2 separate regions of the Homo sapiens genome follow, and region 2 is linked to region 1. The links are chromatin loops, found by intact Hi-C in ENCODE. Cell type or tissue: IMR-90. All regions are shown on one strand. Links, peaks and the distances in the headings refer to the core of each region. The heading gives the core; the rest is flanking DNA. Region 1 overlaps SCG3 (secretogranin III). Region 2 overlaps TMOD2 (tropomodulin 2).

The links. A loop is a pair of places that touch in the nucleus more often than their neighbours do. Peaks named below come from ENCODE experiments on the same cell type or tissue, not always from the same donor. Only the 100,000 strongest peaks of a DNase experiment are listed, where the experiment ranks them.
Region 2: it touches region 1 in a loop (1.9-fold over the local background); 4 of 110 quality-filtered maps call a loop at or near these places.

The regions. Positions count from the first base shown.
Region 1 is chr15:51,683,954-51,693,932 of GRCh38, forward strand. It overlaps SCG3 (secretogranin III), which reads left to right. Exons shown (of 12, transcript NM_013243.4): 5 at 4,307-4,449; 6 at 5,266-5,415; 7 at 8,206-8,383. Among named protein-coding and RNA genes, the nearest start is that of SCG3, 7.4 kb to the left of the region's middle. RefSeq lists an enhancer at 8,279-8,573. In IMR-90, for the core only: a CTCF peak has its summit at 5,115; no DNase peak of the experiment used is centred there; H3K27me3 peaks cover 1,449 bases.
Region 2 is chr15:51,755,167-51,765,145 of GRCh38, forward strand. All of the region lies in intron 1 of TMOD2 (tropomodulin 2), which reads left to right. Among named protein-coding and RNA genes, the nearest start is that of TMOD2, 8.6 kb to the left of the region's middle. In IMR-90, for the core only: a CTCF peak has its summit at 4,818 (motif pointing left); DNase peaks (open chromatin) are centred at 3,695 and 4,485; H3K27ac peaks cover 409 bases.

The sequences.
Region 1 (9,979 bases), core at 1,035-9,034:
GTTTACCTATTCGACATTTTCCCTTGGCAGTGTCAGAAGCACCTCAAATTTAGCATGCCCATGATTAAACTCATAATCTGTGTCCACTTCACAACCTAGACCTCTTAGAGTACTGTTTCTTTAGGAAAGGCACTACTATCCATCCAGTTTTTTAAAGACAGAAATCTAGGATCAAACTATTTATCTTTTCCCTCACCTCTCAAATTCTAATCTGCCAAAACTTACTAATTTTATGTCTGTGTATCTCTCAATTGTTTTTCTCTGTACTTGTCCAAACTCCAATCCTTGTCCAAGCTCCAATTATGTCTCATGTAAACTATAGCAAAATCTACAGTTCTCCCAGCAACCACTCCGCCTCTCCCCAACTCATTCTTCATTTGGCAGCCAATGTGGTAGTTTCCTTACCCGAAGTCAGGAGTTCAAGACCAACCTGGCCAACATGGTGAAACCCCATCTCTACTAAAAATACAAAAATTAGCCAGGAGTGGTGGTGGGCACCTGTAGTCACAGCTACTTGGGAGGCTGAGGCAGGAGAATCACTTGAACCCAGGAGACAAGGGCTGCAGTGAGCCAAGACCACGCCACTGCACTCCAGCCTGGGCGACAGAGCCAGACTCCATCTTAAACAAACAAACAAAACAGGAAAACCAAAGTCCTTAATGAAGCTTGCACAGTCCTGCATGGACTGCTTCCTGACTACATTTCTAGGTTCATCCTGCACACATAATCTGATAGAAACCTTGTTCTTGCCCTTCATGGCACTTCATGCAGTTTGTAATTTTACCTTCATAAGTGTGATTATTTATGATTAATGCCTTTCTCCAAAACTAAACTGAAAACTTCATAAGAATAGAGACATTGTAACCCCAGTGCCTGGAAGCCCATGAATTCATTGAATAAATTTATGAATGAATGAATGAATGAACAAATGAAATAATATATGAGGGAATAAATGAACTGCCATACCTAGGCATTAAGAAGGAAAGTGTGTTTTTCATTTTTGAGAACCAGTGCTTAGGAGTAAGTACAGGTTTTCTTCCCTGTCCTTATTCTGTTCCATAGCTACAGGAGATTTATGTTGATTATCTCTGCCAGAAAACAACTGACTATTAAATTGGACTTTCATAGGACATAATAACCTAGGAGTGTTCTGAAGTGTCACGTGTACCTATGAAGTGGGATGGAGGCAATGGGTTTATATTTTGACATATATCATATGCCATGCTACTCAGGGAAATTTACTTTTTAAAATCTTGAATTCGACTTTTTTACCTAAAATATTGGGACTACAAATAGACACTGATTATAACTGCATACAAAACAGATTCAACCACTTCAACTGAAGTGATCATTTGATTTAATAAAATAGCCTAATATTGAGTTGGCTGGATTGGTCAAACTTGTTGTACATGCAGGCAGAGACATAGATCTGTTTTTGATCTGACCGCTAATTTGAGCAACTAATTTTTTAACTGTTCAACATTTTATTACCATCCCAAGTATGTTTGGAACTACAAAGTGCTAGTCCTAATGACTTCAGGTTTACCGTAGGAGGTATTAACTCCACTTGAGATCACAGAGAAGACAGGCCAAGGTTCTTGGAGAAAATGATTTGTGAGTAAGCTTCTGGTCTCCCCTTGTGCTCTGGAAATCCTGAAACCAGAGGGTTTTTGGCCACTAAGTTGAATAGAACCTCAGATGCATGTAGACTTCATCCCAGAGGGGAAGGTAAAGGAAGCTAACTTCTGCCGGATGTGTTCCCAGACCTACTCTCGCCTTTAGGAAGCTTCCAAACAGGCTTGTACTATAGGACCCATCAATTCTCCTTTTCAGTGTTTTCTATAGTATGCACAATTTAGGATCTTTCCAAATTTCTCTTATAAAGTAGTGCTTTGGGGCTCCTGTATGCATTCGAATATTTATTGAGCAATTGCTATGTATTGGACTATGAGGTAGACAATAAACCCTGTGTAGTCAGGGAGCATGCCTAACCTTTACATCACTCTATTTCCAGTGTCTGACACATAATAAGACTTTAATTAAAATATATTGAACAAATGAATGTCAAGTGCTATGTTAGATGCTAGGGATTCAAAACATAACTGGGCAGATGATGACTTGGGACATGACCCTTTGACATTCACTTAGAATGTTGTGGCTACTTAACAAAAGTTATGTGTTAAACCCATGTTTGGCTCCCCTCTGGGAGTCTATACATGGAGGGTGAAATACCCCTTCATGAGCAGGAGGGAAGCCATTCTGAGTCATACTATCCATTTTAGAATAGTGAAGGAAATCAGGGAAAGGTGAGGAGCAATGGTCACACGTTCCACTGTTTACACCATCCAGCAAAGCACTGCTAGGGGAGACCTAAGTTCCTGGCTCAAGAGAGTACAGCAGTGCAGCAGAGCAAAGACTCTTCAGTGGGTTACTAACATCCTCCCTGTTGTGAAGTAAATGGACTGAAAAACAGTCATCTCAGTTATTTTCCAGGTCTAGGAGGCAACCAATATTCCTCCTTTTACGGATCCTGAGGGATAGATAAGTGGGAAGGGAAATAAATTCTTCCACCTCTGCATAGACTGGGGCAGTTTCTGCTCTATGTATTCCTGACAGCCTGACTTGCAATCCGCAAATGGAAAAATCAGACACATAATAGTGAGTCTCTGCTCCTGAAAAATAGATGACGATCCAAATTTTCAGCCAGCCAGGAGGAGAACTGATTTTATGTTTGTTTGTTTGTTTGTTTGTATGTTTGTTTGTTTGTTTTTCTTAGGGGCTTTTCTGCTTTTTTGTCTCTCTGGTACTCAGCTCAAAGGGCTCATGGCTCATGGGCTGGCCAACAGCTCAGCAATTTTGTACTGACAGAGAACTTCCAGTCCTCCATGTATAATTACCCCCACTCATTTTCCTAAGCTTCTTTCCAAACAAGAAAGAGATATTCTGCCTGAGGCTGCATATACCTCTATTTTCATAGAGTCTGAAAGAAAAGCCACGGGATAAATTCCCTGTCCAAATCCCCAAAACCCATGGAAGAAAAGAGCAGAATCAGAATAGAAATACTAGGCTCTTCTTTCTTTGAGTGAATATGATGAGGATTGTCTGGGCAGAATCTGGCCGGAGATTCAATTTCCATTTTCTCTAGGAGATAATTGCTGTTCCTTTGTTTCAAAATACAAATCCACTGTGCATAATAACAATAATACATTAGCTTTCATATATTAGGTTGGTGCAAAAGTAATCGCGGTTTTTGCCATTACTTTTAATGGCACAACAATCCCATGAAATAGATACCTTGTTAGACTCCTTTACAGTGATCCAAGGATATAGCTAACCAGAGATATCACTGGGGCTAAAATTCTGATCTTTCCAATCTTTCCAGAGGAAACAGGGAGAATTAAGTGCATTGTAAATTTGATCCATTCAATGTAGTATAGATTGGAGATGACTAATAATTGATTCCTGGAAGATCTCCATGGATGTGCTACAATGCTTCATTGCCACCAGCCCTTTCCCTCAGGATGGGCCCTTACTTTAGTCTGAAGTTGTATTGCCAAATGTATTCCTAGGAGAGCCAAGGGAGCATATGAGCATGCTTCTCTGCAAAGATTTACATATTGCTTTGTGCAGATCTGTTGCCATATTTTAAAAGTTTAAATTCCGGGCACATAAACTACAGTAAGATCCCTGTTCTCTAAGGATGAGTTTTGTCACCTTAAGCTGCCTTTTTTACATAAAGACACTCTAATACAAGTTCAATTAGAAGTAAATATTTATTTTAGGTGAGTCATAAAATCTTCAGTACACACTGTCTGATTCTGGGTGTGAGGTAGAAGTCCCTGCCCCTACCCCAGGAATTTGCCTGCAAAGGTAGTACATGTGGGGATATTACCAAACTATCTATTCCCTGTATGGAACTGGAATATCAAATCATACAATATATAGAAGGGTACATTGAATAATATGACATGCTATATAAATATGGCATACTATGTTAATAAAAAGTATAATATGGTTTGTATTATTGGTGATAACAATAAATGGAGACTACTTTTCTGTTGCCTTTAGCTTTTCCTTCCTCTTATAGTCACCTAAGAAAGTTTCAGAATGTCCATTATCATACTAAGTTTTTAACATGAAGACCAATTTTATTTCAAACCGAGGGTTTCTGTGGACCGAGAACCACCATAAATACATTTCAAACATATCTGAATATACAAAAGCGAAGTACAGATTATAAGTATAATATGATGCATGAAATAGATCTATGATCACTATGGTGTGAAGTTGTGGTCGTTCTGTCTAGATGATCCAGATGGTCTTCATCAACTAGACGGGACTCCTTTAACCGCTGAAGACATTGTCCATAAAATCGCTGCCAGGATTTATGAAGAAAATGACAGAGCCGTGTTTGACAAGATTGTTTCTAAACTACTTAATCTCGGCCTTGTAAGTCATTTGGTAGGAAATAAACCAAATTCCTAGTGCAGTTTAGAGTATGCCAAGAAGCCAAGTCACTTGCCTCAAGTAGCCAAGTGTTTATAATGTGTCTTCCTTCTACTAGGACCCGTAGGTTTTAAGGACAAGCAAAGCACCATTCTTTTTTTTCTAGGAGTTTATCATCCATCAGAAGAACTAGGCAAGTAGACACACGCCCAAAATGCCAGCTGCTTAAAAACCATAAGAGCCAGAGAATAGCTTATATCCAACTGGCAGTAAGGAAAGGCTTCAGAGGAAGAGGCGTATGAAGGAAGCTTAGAGGGATGGTTAGGATATAACCAGCAGAGGTAAAAGACATGTATGTGACAAAAAAAGAAATAACATGAGCAAAAGCATGTGATGTGTATTTTTGAAACTCCAGGTGATCTAATTTGAATCCACCTCAGCTTGGCTCTTCTGCCCTGACCTGGCCCTGACAGGCTTTATTAAGATGCTAATTTTGTAGGATGTCAAAGGTTATCTGACTATGACCCAAAGCTGTGGAGGGGCAATGCTCAGGGTGTTTCTCAAAATATGTGGTCCATGGGTTTCAACAGATAGAACTAACAGCTTGCATGGTGGGCCCGAAGATACTTCTTCCAGGAGTGCTGAGCAATCCCTATAACAGCCAGCATGTGGTGCAGGCGTAAGTGAGGGCTGTCTGAAAGATGGTTCAGAAGATTCCTCTTTAAAAAATACATGTTTGACTACAGTTTAGTCCACATTATTTTTTAATAACAAGACTGGGAATATAGCAGTTATATATGTTTTGCCTTTTTATGATAGATCACAGAAAGCCAAGCACATACACTGGAAGATGAAGTAGCAGAGGTTTTACAAAAATTAATCTCAAAGGAAGCCAACAATTATGAGGAGGATCCCAATAAGCCCACAAGCTGGACTGAGAATCAGGCTGGAAAAATACCAGAGAAAGTGGTATGTATGTGTATATATGCATATGCATGGGGGTGTGTGTGTGTGTGTGTGTGTGTGTGTGTGTACTTCTATCTGTATAATAATTGCCTTACTTGATACCAAAGAAGATTTGAGGTATGTGGCATTTTTAGCCCATTTATATTCAGGCCAGACATGTTGGCTCAAACCTGTAATCCCAGCACTTTGAGAGGCTGAGGTGGGAGTTGAGACCAGGAGTTCAAGACTAGACCTGGCAACATAATGAGACCCCCATCTCTACAAATAAAAATAATTAGCTGGGTGTGGTGGCACAAGCTTATAGTCTCAGCTACTCAGGAGGCTGAGAGGAAGATCGCCTGAGGCCAGGTGTTTGAGGTTGCAGTGAACTATGATTGCACCACTGCATACCGGTCTGGGTGACAGAGTGAGACCCTGTCTCAAAAAATTAATTAATTAATTAATTTAAAAATATGTATATACATAAAATACCAAAAAGTTAAAAGATATAAATGATCTCTACTCTGAAAATAATGTAAAGATTATGTTATATTCTATTATTTGGTAAAGATTACATCTTATACCCCACAGTAAAATAATACATAATAATATGTGAAGTAACAATATCACATAATAACATCTGTGTGTACAGTCCCAGTGAACTGCAAGCAAACATCTCACAGTTCTTTTGGTATCCAACATCTGTTCACAGCAGATGTCATCATCTGTGCCCAATCCCCCCACAAAGAAGTGGGTTGACTAGATCTTCTGCTACACCAGCTTTTGTGTTCCCCAGAGCTAGCTGCCTAATGCTGCCTCTCTGTTCTTGGCAATGCTCTTCCACCTGCTCCTTCCCCTTTTCATTGGTTTAGATGCCTATTTACCCAGGCTAATTTCATCCTTCCTTCCCTTTGTTGGACTCCTTGCGTCTTCATTTTTTCCTTAGCACCAACCAAGCTGTTGAGATCTTTCTCCCCACCTTGAATTCTCTTTAAAACTTTAGATGAAACTGACCATAAGGGGATATCAAATTCCTCATCTGTCCTTTGATTTTCCTCTGTAAAGCACCCAGACCCATGGCTCCTCATCTCCTCCAGCATCTTATCTCAAATACAAAGACTATAGAGGCTGATGGTTCTGTTTTAGAGAGGAGAGAAAATAGAAATTGGGTCTGGATTTCTTTTTTTTTTTTACTGGATAGCCTAAAAACTTTCCTCTGCTCTCCTTACTTCCAATCCTCACCAGCTGCCATCTTTTAAAGCAGCTTTTGAAGATTCACCCACTCAAAAAAAAAGTTCTAGATTTATCAAAAAAAAAAACCCTTATGACTTTTGCTCAAGCTTACCAGTCTGAGCTAAAATGGACACAGCTATTTCCATAATTCTTCATTCCCATTACATACTCCTATTCACCTATCTCTAAAATGTTCATATGCTTGACCTGTTTACTCATGTTACCTGAATGCATCAATGCAAATAAAACACAAATGAAATATTATTTCAACAAATATTTATTGAATACTAACTCTGTACCAAGCACTGGAAATACCATGCCTATTTAAAAAGACATAATCCCTGACTCATGAAGCTCAAAGTCTAGTGGAAGAGGTAGATCATGTTTAAATCATCATGTATTTTCATTACAATTGCATTAAGTGCTCTGAGGAAAGAAACATGGTTCTATGAGACCTCAAAAAAGGAGGCTGACCTGGACTTAGGCTCAGGAAATGCTTCCCTAAGGAAGTAACTTGAGCTGAGAACCGAAGATCAAATAGGAGTTAACTTGTGAACATGAGAGGCAGCACATAGAGAAGGATGTGTGGAGTATCCAAGCAACTGAAACAAGCACAGTGTTGCTGGCACAGAAAGAAAGAGCAAAAAGAGAAGAGACTGGGGAGGTGGACCCAGGCCAGACCATGCAGCGCCTTATGAGCCATGGATGGACTCTGATCTTTATTGTAAGAACCATGAGAATTTTCTGGTCCCCTGAAGAATTTTAAGCAAAGGAGTTACATGATCAGATTGTTAAAAAGATAACTCTGGCTATAATGTGGAAACGCAGTATTGGGCATAGATTTGGGGAGGGTGATGTTGCAGTTAGCAGGTGAGAAATGAAGGCTGCTTGGACTAGAGTGGCATAGTGGAGGGAGAAATGTGCAAATTTGGGATAAATTTTGAAAGTGGGGCCAACAAGGCTACTGATGGATTGGATGGGGGAAAAGGAAGAAGAGGCAAGAAAGGCTGTTAAATTTCTATCTAGTTCACTGAATGGAGAATGAACCATTTACTAAGATGCAAGTCACTGAACAAAAACCAGGTCTGAGAGAAAGATTTTGTACACTCATCCAGACAGCACTTAAACTTTACCCAAAAATTCCCAGGTGTGACTGCTCTGCTAGGGATAGACATTCTAACAGGCTTTCCTGTATCCTGGCACCAGCCCTCCTGGTGGATTCTGTGAACTCAAAGCTTCCCTCTTCATTAAAAGGCAGTTTTTCCTGGGGAGACTCATGATAATTTATGGAGGTAAACATGGCCAGAGAAAGAGCCCAGAAATTCCCGTTTTTCCCCTGAGCAGGAGCTGGGGTCTTCAGGGGGTTTTCCCTGAGGTAGAGCACCTTTCCCTGAGCTTCAATGACCTTTTCAAATGACAAGAGCACACATATCTAGAAATGGGTTTGAACCTGCAGGAGCTTGCAAACGAGGGGGAATTCTTGCACTTCACATTTAAGGGCATCACAAAGGAAGGAATCAAGCTGGAGTTTCACTAGTTCTAACAAAATGTTCATTTTTTATTGATTTTTCCCCACTGGAGACTCCAATGGCAGCAATTCAAGATGGTCTTGCTAAGGGAGAAAACGATGAAACAGTATCTAACACATTAACCTTGACAAATGGCTTGGAAAGGAGAACTAAAACCTACAGTGAAGACAACTTTGAGGAACTCCAATATTTCCCAAATTTCTATGCGCTACTGAAAAGTATTGATTCAGGTAACCACTGTGTGGTTGTGATTATGTGGAACAGAAAGAGTGATTCCAGGAAATGTATGGGTGTGTTCTTTTCTTCCTGTTTTCAGTTTCCAAATGTAATCTCCAATGACATACACTGTGGGCTTGGGGAAAAGGGTTCACATCGATTTTTTTTTCCAAAGGAGCATGCCAGTTATGAAAATATTTAGGAAAGGTGATGTTTCTGGATAATTTAATCTTCTTGTTAACAGAAGGTTCATTTATTTGTTCAGCAAACAAATACTGAACGTGTGCTATGTACAAGGTGCTGGAAAAGACCTAGCACAAAGATGGATATGAACCAGGCAGTGTCCTTGCTCTGACCCAGTTCAACCTCAACTCTTATTGCAACTCTTTTTTTCTCAGCTTGATTGAGGTATAATTGGCAAACAAATATTGTATATATTTAAGGTGTACAATTTGATGTTTTGGTACATTTATACATTGTGAAATGATTATCACAATGAATCTAACTAGTGTATCTATCACCTTATAGTTAACATTTTTTTCTTTTTTTTCTTTTATTCTTTTTGTGTGTGTGATGAGAACACTTAAGACCTACCCTCTTAGCTAATTTCAAGTACACAGTACAGTATTGTTAACTATCACCACCATGCTGTACATTCTCCAGAATGTATTCATCTTGCATAACTGAAATTTCATACCCTTTGACCAACACCTCCCCATTTTTCCCTCCCCTTAGCCCTTGGCAACTACCATTCTACTCTCTTCTTCGATGAGTTTGACTATTTGAGATTCTACATATAAGTGAGATCATACAGTATTTGTCTTTCTTTGCCTGCCTTTTTTTATTAGCATACATGTTGTCATACACACACACAAAAGTAGGAAGGAAATCCTTCCATTTGTAACAAATCTTTCTTTAAAAGGCTCTACTCACTTTCCTTAATGGAAACAGTGTATGAAACCTAATTCATCCTTTTTATATTATTCAAGAGATCTTTATGAACAGTTTCAGTTTCAGCCTTTATGAACATTTTAACTTCAGAGTTAAAATGGAGAACATTAGACTGAAGGAATCTGGGAACCTCAAACACACTTGGGAAATTATTTGTTTTTGTTTTTGTTTTTTTAAAGCTAAGTATTTCATGCATCCTGATCTCTTTGCTCATATGTGCAGTGAGTTAACTGAGGATTCAGTCCATGTTTATTTTGGTTAATCTGCAAGGAGGATAATAATGTGCAATGTTTCTGTTGTTATTGTTCAAACAGATGCTCTGGACTGCCTTCATGGCTTTTTCTTTCCCTGTTCAAGGATTCAGCCCCAGATTGAACATTTATATAAAGACTTCTATAATTGTAATCTATTTCTCCCAAGAAGTGACCTTAAAATAAGCTTTCATTTCTGGAGAACATCCTTTGTGCTTCAATTCCAGACATTGGCCAGATGGCACCGGCCACTCTGCTGGCTCTGCAGGGCTTGTACATCTTGAGGGTCCATTCTGAGCCATCTTGCCCCATTGGTTGGCAGATGCCCTACTCAGAACCTCTGTCATCCTGGTGAGTCACTTCTCATCAGTGAAGAGCAGCAGCGTGATGCCAAATACTTCTACGGAT
Region 2 (9,979 bases), core at 796-8,795, 71 kb after region 1:
TTCTACGTAACTTTAAGGCTTCGTGGTTGTGTAAAATGAGATGCGCTCTTCTGCTATGGCTCTTCCATGGACTGAAATAGCCACCTTTCCTCCCAAAGCCATTTTGAGTTCCTTGGCCTTGGTCCCATGTTTCAGCACAACCTTCCTTAAAGCTGTGATTTCTTGCTATTTCTGCTTTTATGATTTGCCATCCTGTTTTGGCATCAAGGCTGCCCCACTAATTACCTCTTTCACATGTGTCATCACTATTCCTAGGTTCCCCTGGTGAGAGCTAGGTAGGGTGGGGATGAGAAAGTCAACTCCAGGACTGTGAGTGGCAGGAGCTCACAAAATAGGGCACAAGGCCAGCCATGCCAAGCCTGGACATGAGGAGAAAGGAGACAAGCTGGGGCACAAGCCCTAAGAAAGGACCAGGAGGTCCCTCATCAGAGTGGTTAGAGGAGTGTGGAGTCCAGTGAGCTGGGCTGCTATTCAAGCGGTGTGCATGGGGACAACTGTCCTCATTGTTGATAAACAACCATTCTGACTGGGCAGTGTCCCTTCTATACCAGTTGCTAAATGTTTTGCACATCATCTAGGTAAGCACTCACAAGTCAGGGTGCATACAGCATCCATAAGTCATTACAAAACCTGGATCAAAACCTAGCTGGTATAAAATGCCAAAGAAAGAGACAAGATGAGTGAGTCAAAGACCACATAAGCAAGCAGAAGAAAGGAGGGCACATGAATCAAAGGACAAAAAGCAGGAAACCCGGTGCCAATCAGGAAGTTAGAAGAAGCCCATAAGTTCCCAAAGGCAAGAGGAAGGACATGGTTAAAAGCAACAGGCAGTTAAAACCCAGAAAGGCGCAGATCTCCAAGTGGAAGGCAAGGAGATAAATAGAGGTCAAGCAAGAGGAACTCCTCTAAAAACAGAAAAGAAGGCCAAACACAGGGACAAGACAACAGCGGGAAATAGGACCCGCCATGAGAATTAGAAACCAAGAGGCAGGCTGGGCAGACAGCAAGACTTTTTGGCTTTTTGACTGCTTCCTACCCAGGTGGAAATCTATCTCATAGCTTGGCTAGCTTACACTATGGTGGCTTTCTACACCTGGCAATGCTGACCCGCAGCTCTTACAGGTTTTGCCTCTTTATATTCAGCAGATCTTGATGGGGAAAACAGAGGGAAAGAACACCTAAAACACGAGATTATTCCACAACCAAGGACGAAAGAGAAATAGCTTTGACTGAGGGCTTGCGCTTGCTAGACACTGCGCCTAATATGTACATGGTCACCTTAAGTGTCACCTCAGCCTTCTGAGATAAGTACTGTTCTTTGCATGTTTTACTGAGGAAGGACCAGAAGTTTGGAGAGGTTGTCACTGCACACATATCTGCACCATCAGACCTTGGGTTGGTTAACTCCAAGGCCCGTGCTTTTAGTCTTCTGTGTTCTTCTAACCTTGGACAGGAGCAGTCACTAGTGGGCACCTTGTTTTTCAAGTATGATTTAATCTTTGGCAAGTTTGTGTTGTAAGATTGGGAAATACGAGCTCTGCATTCTAGTAAGATCTGTTCCTCTTTCCTCTTTCAGCTTGTTCCTTCCCATTGCCGTACCATATTTCAGACTGAGACTTCTCCTTATCCCGCCTCATTCTGTCCTTCATCCTCTGCAAGTATTTCCCAGAATATATAGAAGTCTTTTAGTTGTTTAAAATAAAACAAACTTAATTGGCCCATCTTCAAATAGCTACATTACAAAACAGGCGGTTGCTGTGTTATATTTGCCCAGCAGCCAGAAATGAATTAAATATCTAAGATCAATTCATGTTTTGTTGGAGGATACATTGATATGCAGATTCTGTTCTAATTTACTAGTTTTAGAAAATGTGGATTTGGTTCTGGTGCAAATCGGTGCACTAATTGTTTAAAATTATGAAATATTGAAGACATATTAAAAAGAATAAAGAGGGCTGAGCGTGGTGGCTCACGCCTGTAATCCCAGCACTTTGGGATGCCAAGGCAGGTGGATCACCTGTGATCAGGAGCTCGAGACCAGCCTGGCCAACATGGTGAAACCCCGTCTCTACTAAAAATACAAAAATTAGCTGGGCGTGGTGGCGGGCACCTGTAGTCCCAGCTTCTCGGGAGGCTGAGGCAGGAGAATGGCGTGAACCCGGGAGGCAGAGCTTGCAGTGAACGGAGATCGCACCACTGCACTCCAGCCTGGGCGACACAGCCAGACTCCGTCTCAAAAAAAAAAAAAAAAAAAAAAAGCCATACTCCTTATTTTCCTTCCCAAGGCTTGTATATTTGGATAATAGGAAGAGTTATTTAAGGGCCCAAGTCATGCTTCCATCAGCTCAAGTCTTTAATCCTATTTTCTGTTTTCCTAACTGGCTCCTGTACTTGCCCACCAGGACTCCTGGAAGCCTTGTTAGGCATTTGCTTCACTCCAGCATGTACATTAGCATCATATTGCATGTTAAATGCTTGCCATGGGACAGACACACCACTGGAGGGGAGGCTGTAGCAGTGCTTGCTAACTTCCCACGGCAGCATTGCTAACAGGACGGAAGACAAATGGGAGCCCTTGGGCAGCCTTGGTGGGGGCAAAAGCAGACCAGCCATGAGCTGGAAAAGCTTTGATTTGACTTTAAAAGCTATGAGAATACTGCATTCTTCTCCACAGTATTTCTATATTTGCTTTTTAAAAATACAGCCTGGGCAATGTAGCGAGACCCTGTCTCTACAAAAAATTTAAAAACTAGCTGAGTATAGTGGGACATACCTGTAGTCTCAGCTGGGGTCAAAGGAGGTGGGGGGAATACTGAGGCAAGAGGTTCACTTAAGCTCAGGAGTACAAGGCTGCAGTGAGCTATGATCACATCATTGCACTCCAGCCTGGGGAACAGAGTGAGACCCTATTTCTAATAATAATAATAATAATAATAATAACTAGCTTTTCCCCAAATCTTCAGATCAAAGTTGTGCTCCAGGAGGATGCAAGTTTTTTTTTTCTCCTCTGACTTTGAGATCCCCTGGTACATTGACACAACATAGGCAATTTGTTTTAACAGCTACTGTTACATAGTATGAACATGTTATTTTAATTAATTAATGTATTTTCCTACTGAAGTATGACATGGCACTTATTTTCTGGGAGTTTGTAGTGTAGCTGGAGAGAGAACCATACATGCAACATACATGAAAAGATAGCAAGATATGTCAAATTGGTGATGTAGGCATACAAATTTAGAGGAAGGGGCAACTTCTGTGGGCTTAGATGATCTCAGAAAGCTCCATCACAGGGAGAGGAAGCAGTGGATAGAGTGGAATGAGCTCTGGACCTGCGGGTTCATTTGAACTCATTTCTTTCACATGACATTTGTTACACAATATTTATTGGATACCTACTTCAGATCAAGAACTGTGCTGGGAGTCAGGATTTTATCAGTGAATAAAACTCATACAGTCCCCCTCCCTCACAGAGATTAGCAAGGAAAATAGAGATAAAGCAAGTAGTTGTAATAAAGCCAAGAACAGATGTGATTAAAGGGGTAGCATGGAGATGGGGAGTGACCCAGACCTTGTCTCCAGGTCCAAACAAGGCTTCCCTGAAGAAGTGAAGCTTGCATGAGACCAGGGGATGAGTAGGATAGCAGTCAGCCAGAGGGGAGTGGGGTGAGAGTGTTCTGAGCAGAGAGAACAACATAAGGCATGATCCAGGCATTGGAATTGGGCCAGGAGGCTGGAGCCAGGAGGAGATGGGGAGTGCAGCACAGGATGAGGCTGACGAAGATGACAGAAGACAGACTGAATTTGAACCTTATCCTCAAGGCAGCAGAAGCCACTGGAGGATTTTAAGTAACTAGAGAAGAGTTGTTTAACTCTGTGCTCACTTTGGCCATTTGTATGGCGAATGGATCAGGAAGGGATAGGGTTGAATGTGGACAATGCAGATGAGTGAAGTGGGTGGATTCTCAACACGTTTAGGTAAGGACAGGATTTGGTGATTGATGGCTGGAAAAGAGACGAGAGAGAGAAGATGTTAAGGATGGCTCCCTGGTTTTTCGGCCAATTTCCTGAAATGGGAGATTCTGGAGGAGGAAAGATGATGAGAGCACTTCTGACATATTTGAGGTGTCTGAGGCAGCCAAGGAGAGATGTGAATTAGGCAGATGGAAATATAGGGGCCTAACCCTCAGGAAAAAAGTCTAGGATGAAGATACAGATTTTGGAATCTCCTGGATATATATTATAATTAAAATTTTGGAGGCAGATGAGTTCCTCCAGAGAGAATATGTAGTATGGAAATAGAAGAATTTATAAGATGAGACCTTGAAGAATGCCAGTATTTAAGGTGGAGGAAGAAGAATTGCTAAAAGAGACCAAAAAGAAATGGTCAGAGAAATAGAAGAAAAACCATCTATGTTGCTGGATTGAGCAATCTTTAAGGACTCTTTCAGCTCTGACATTCTGTGGTCCTGCAGAACTGGGATCTGAGCCAGGTCTCAAGAGCAGAGCGCATAGATAGGCCATGAGAATAGAGAACAGCATTCCAAGTAATATTAATGTATCAGCCAGCATCCCAACAAGAAACGGGATACACTCGAGTAACTTGAGAAAAATTTAATAAAGAGGCTATTTACAAAGATGGGGGGAGGATTTAGGGAATCCAACAAGGCAGAACTCTGGCACCAGCTGCACAAGGAACCCTTACCACCCAAGGCCTGAGGCCAGCCAGGGGCAGGCAGCTGTATGGAGAGGGCTGCCTCTTGGGAGATGTGACCTTCTGGACCCAATCTCCCCCTCCCCTGCTCTCCAGTTTCCTGCTAGTGCCCCCTGTGGGCCAAACAGAAGCCAGACAGAAAGGGAACCCATTGATACAGTCTAAATAGATCATCTTCCTGGAGCACAGAGCAGCAGGGGAGTGGATGTGGAGGTGCAAACAGAAGACAGCCAGAACAATCATCCTGGAAAATGGAAGTATTTGGGTAAGAGGGTGTGTTCATTCCCTATTGCTGCTGTAACAAATTAGCATAAATCCAGTGGCTTAAAACAATACAAACTTATTCTTACTTTTGTGGAAGTTAGAAGTCTGAAACACATGTCACTGGGCTAAAATCAAGGTGTCACAGGACTGTATTCCTTTCTGAAGGCCCTAGGGGAGAATCCATGTCCTTGCCCTTCCCAGCCTCCAGAGGCTGCCCACATCCCTTGGCTCATGGCCCCTTCCACCATCTTCAAAGCAAAAAAATTGCATGACACTGACTCTTCTGCCTTCCTCTTCCATCTTTTAAGAGTCCTTTGGATTACATTGGCACACCCAGATCATCCAAAATGGTCTTTCTATTTTTAAATCCTTAATCTGGGCTGGGCGTGGTGGCTCACGCCTATAATCTCAGCACTTTGGGAGGCCGAAGTGAGTGGATCACTTGAGATCAGGTGCTCAAGACCAGCCTGGGCAACATGGTGAAACCCCATCTCTACTAAAAATACAAAAAATTAGCTGGGTATGGTGGTGCATGCCTGTAATCGCAGCTACTCTGGAGGCTGAGGCAGGAGAATTGCTTGAACCCGGGAGGTAGAGGTTGCAGTGAGCCGAGGTCGTGCCATTGCACTCCAGCCTGGGCAACAACAGCAAAACTCTGTCTCAAAAAAAGAAAAAAAAATCCTTAATCCTTAATCTAATCACAACTCATTTGTTTTGCCATGTAAAGTAACATATAGATGTGAGGAATAGGAGGAGGACGTATTTAGGTGGCCATGATTCTGCCTACCACAGAGAGCAAATAAGCCATTTTAGCCGAAGTGGGCTCCCCAGGAAAGTAACGAGAGAGAAAACAGGAAGTGCAGGTTAAAGCCAAATCATGGGAGCTTTGGAGCTAGATTGTCTGGATTTCATTCTGTGGACAAGAGGGAGCCATTGTAAGTTCTTAACCAGGGAAGTGGCTTGTTAGCAGTGTTGAGAAAAATGATCCAATTATAGTGTTCTGGGTAGCTTACAGGGAAAAACAGAAATCTTTCAAGATGCAATCAGAGTAGTGCAGGTATGAAGGAACAAAAGGCTGAAACAAGAGTGAAAAGAAGGGGTGGTGTGAAAAATGTTGTGCAATAAGGACCTGCAGGAGGTGCTGACCGGCTGGACTCAGAAAAAAAAGTGGGAGAGTCTGAAGCTGGTCTGAGTGTTGGGAGTGTCTGACTGGTAGATTAATCTAGACGGCAACTCTGTTTAGAGAAAAATTGGGAGTTTAGGTTTAGTTAGAGAATCCAGCAATAGAAATCCAAATAGAGGCTGGGCACTGTGGCTCATGCCTGTAATTCCAGCACTTTGGGAGGCTGAGGCAGGAGGATTGCTTGAGCCCAGGAATTCAAGACCAGCCTGGGCAATATAGTAAGACCTCATCTCTGCAAAAAAGAAAAAAAAATTTAATTAGCTGGGCATGGTGATACACACCTGTAGACCCAGCTACTCGAGGGACTGAAGCAGGAAGATCATTTGAGCCCAGGAATTGGAGGCTGCAGTTAGCTATGATCAAGCCAGCCTGGGCAACAGAATGAGACCCTGTCTTTAAAAAAAAAAAAAAATTCAAATAGAATCTTATAAACTCTAAGATACCATTGATTGTAAAACTCTCCAGTATTTTATGTATCACTAAGAAAAAAAGGCTGGCAATCAAAATATAACATGTTTTCTTAAAAATACAAATTTTTGGCCGGGCACGGTGGCTCATGCCTGTAATCCCAGCACTTTGGGAGGCCGAAACAGGCAGATCACGAGGTCAGGAGATCGAGACCATCCTGGCTAACACTGTGAAACCCTGTCTCTACTAAAAATACAAAAAAAATTATCCGGGCGTGGTGGCGGGCACCTGTAGTCCCAGCTACTCAGGAGGCTGAGGCAGGAGAATGGCATGAACCCGGGAGGTGGAGCTTGCAGTGAGCCGAGATTGCGCCACTGCACTCCAGCCTGGGTGTGAGTGTGAGACTCTGCCTCAAAAAAAAAAAAAAATACAAATTTTTGGCTGGGCACAGTGGCTCATACCTGTAATTCCAGCACTGTGGTAGGCCAGGCTGGGAGGATTGTTTGAAGACTGGAGTTGGAGACCAGCCTGGACAACATAGTGAGATCCTGTATCTTCAAAAAATAAAAAAAAAATAGCCCGGCATGGTGGTGCACACCTGTAGTCCTAGCTACTTAGGAGACTGATGTGGGAGAATCGCTTGAGCCCAAGAGGTCAAGGCTGCAGTGAGTTGTACTGACATACAACTGAACTCAAGCCTGGCAACAGACTGAGACCGTGTCTCAAAAAATAATAATAATTTTTACTTTATTGAAAGAGCTGTTTTCGACTTCCACATAGGTTTTTTGAAATCTTTTTTACTGAAGTGTAAATGACATACAATAAAGTGCACATATTTCAAGTGTACAGTTTGATAAGTTTTGATATATGCATGTATGTGTGAAACCATCACCACAATCAAGGTAGTAAACATATGCAACATCCCCAAAAGGTTCCCCATGCCCCTATGTCATTCCTCTCATCAGCCCCTCCCACCTCTCTCCCATGCCTAAGCAACTGTGATTTCTTTCTGTCATATAAATTAGTTTATGTGTTCTAAAATTTTAGATAAATGGAATCCTGCAGTATACATTCTTTTTGGTCTTCTTTCTCTCATTATAATTATTTTGAGGTTCATCCATGTTTTTGTGTACATCAATAGTTCATTCCCTTTTATTGCTGAGAAGTATTCCATTATGTGGATATACGACAATTTGTTTATTTTTATTTATTTATTTAGGGACAGGGTCTTATTCTGTTGCCCAGGCTGGAGTGCAGTGGTGCAATCATAGCTCACTGCATCCTCGACCTCCTGGCTGAAGCAATTCTCCCACCCCAACCTCCCGAATAACTGGGACTACAGGCATGTGCCACCATGCCCAGCTAATTTTTAAAAAAAAAAATTGTAGAAACGGGGTCTCACTGTGTTGCCCAGGCTGGTCTCAAATTCCTGGGCTCAAGAAATCCTCCTGCCTCAGCCTCCCAAAACATTGGGACTACAGGCGTGAGCCACTGCACCTGGTCACAATTTGTTTTTTATTCATTTACTATCATTCACATTGTTTTCAATTTTTGGCAATTACAAATAAATGTGCTATGAATATACATGGATTTTTAAAATCATATATCTCTCCTGTGCATACATTAAAAGGGGAAATGTAAGTGAAATGCATTCATTAGTTGATATTCTTAAAACTTCTTCACACTCAGAGTCCAACATTTTAGATCACTATTTTACTTATCCATATCTGGTTCTTTTCCACATAATAATTTCCTCTGTGCCATCGAGTGGTAATTTAAAAAATCTGTAAAAAAACAAAACTAAAACTAAAAGCCATTGAACTGGGCACTTAAACTCACTCTGTAATTATGTGGAACTGTCCTAATCTGGGCCTCTCTTCAGGAGTGCTGCTAAACATACCTGCATTGTCACCTCCCCACGATTGTCTGCTTTCTAAATTTTAAAAGAGTATTCCACAGTTGTCCCTGGGATTTCCTTCCAAGACCTTTACATCCACTCTGCTAGTTTTGAAGTTGGTGCTTTTGATATTTAGGTATATACAAGCAATGACAAGTACATTTTTACTGCTGCTGGGACAACAGTAATTGTAGGACACCATGAATTCTAAGACACATCTCAATTTCAGAATGTTAAATGTGGCAAAGTATGCATTTTAGAATCCATTAAGTAGGGTGCTTCAACCAATTCATTTGATGGATAAGGGCCTGGAAGATGCCATCCTTGTCCTGTGTGATGCAGTAAGTTAGTGGTAGCTGGCACCAGAACAAAGTGTATAGGATCCAATTGGTTTCTCTGACTTTAGTAGAATTTTTGTTTGTTTATTTACTAGAATATAGTCATTAAAGATTTAAAAAAAAAAAAGGAGGGCTGGGAGACCTCATCTCTACAAAAAAAAATTAAAAATTAGCTAGGCATCGTGGCACATGCCTGTAGTCCCGGGCTTCGTGTTGCACACTTGTAATCCCAGCTACTCCAGAGGTTGAGGTGGGAGGATCACTTGAGCCCAGGAGCTGGAGGTTGCAGTGAGCCGAGATGGTACCACTGCATTCCAGCCTGGGCAACAGAGGGAGACCCTATCTCTAAATTAATAAATAAGAAGCTGAGCTAATGGAAAAGAGCGTTGCATTGCATGTGAAAGGGGTATCGACACAGAAACCACAAACCTGAACATTGTGAGCCGTTGAATTCACAAAGGAAAGGGAACACTATTCCAATAGCCCTTAAGAGGCCCACCTGCAGCCAGTCTCGTTCCATGCCAACTCATTCTTCATTCTTATGATTTGAACTCATAAAAAAAGATTGGCGTGCTCAGATCACTCCCCTACTTTAAGAAGCTGTGGTGGCTTGCCATTCCCAACAGAATAAAGTTCAGGTCCCTTAGCAAGGCGCAGAAGGAAGGCCCTTCACAGATGTCCCACCCTCGTCTTTAGTTCTTTCCTCTCCCTTCCTCCATGAATCCCCCTCTGTAGCCATGCCGCCTGCTCTACCAGCATATCATTTACTGTCTTATCCTGTACCCCTTTGTGCTGTTCCCTTTTCCTAGAATGACACTTGCCCATTCATGTCCACCTTATGACCTCCTCCTTCAATGTTCAAACACAGCCTCTTTTTCACAGTTTCCCCTCAAACTTCCCCCACTTACTCAGTGATTATTTCCCCATGTGTTTTCAAACCTACTTTTTACATTATGTCTAATACTTACGGCATTATTGCTGTTTGTGTGAGAGTCTCACTAAGCTGTGATCTTGGGGAGAGGGGGCATTTTGATAAATATAATTTTTTTTTTGAGAGAGTCTCACTCTGTCACCCAGGCTGGAGTGCAGTGATGCCATCTCAGCACTGCAACCTCTGCCTCCCGGGTTCAAGCAATTCTCCTGCCTCAGCCTCCCGACTAGCTGGGACTACAGGC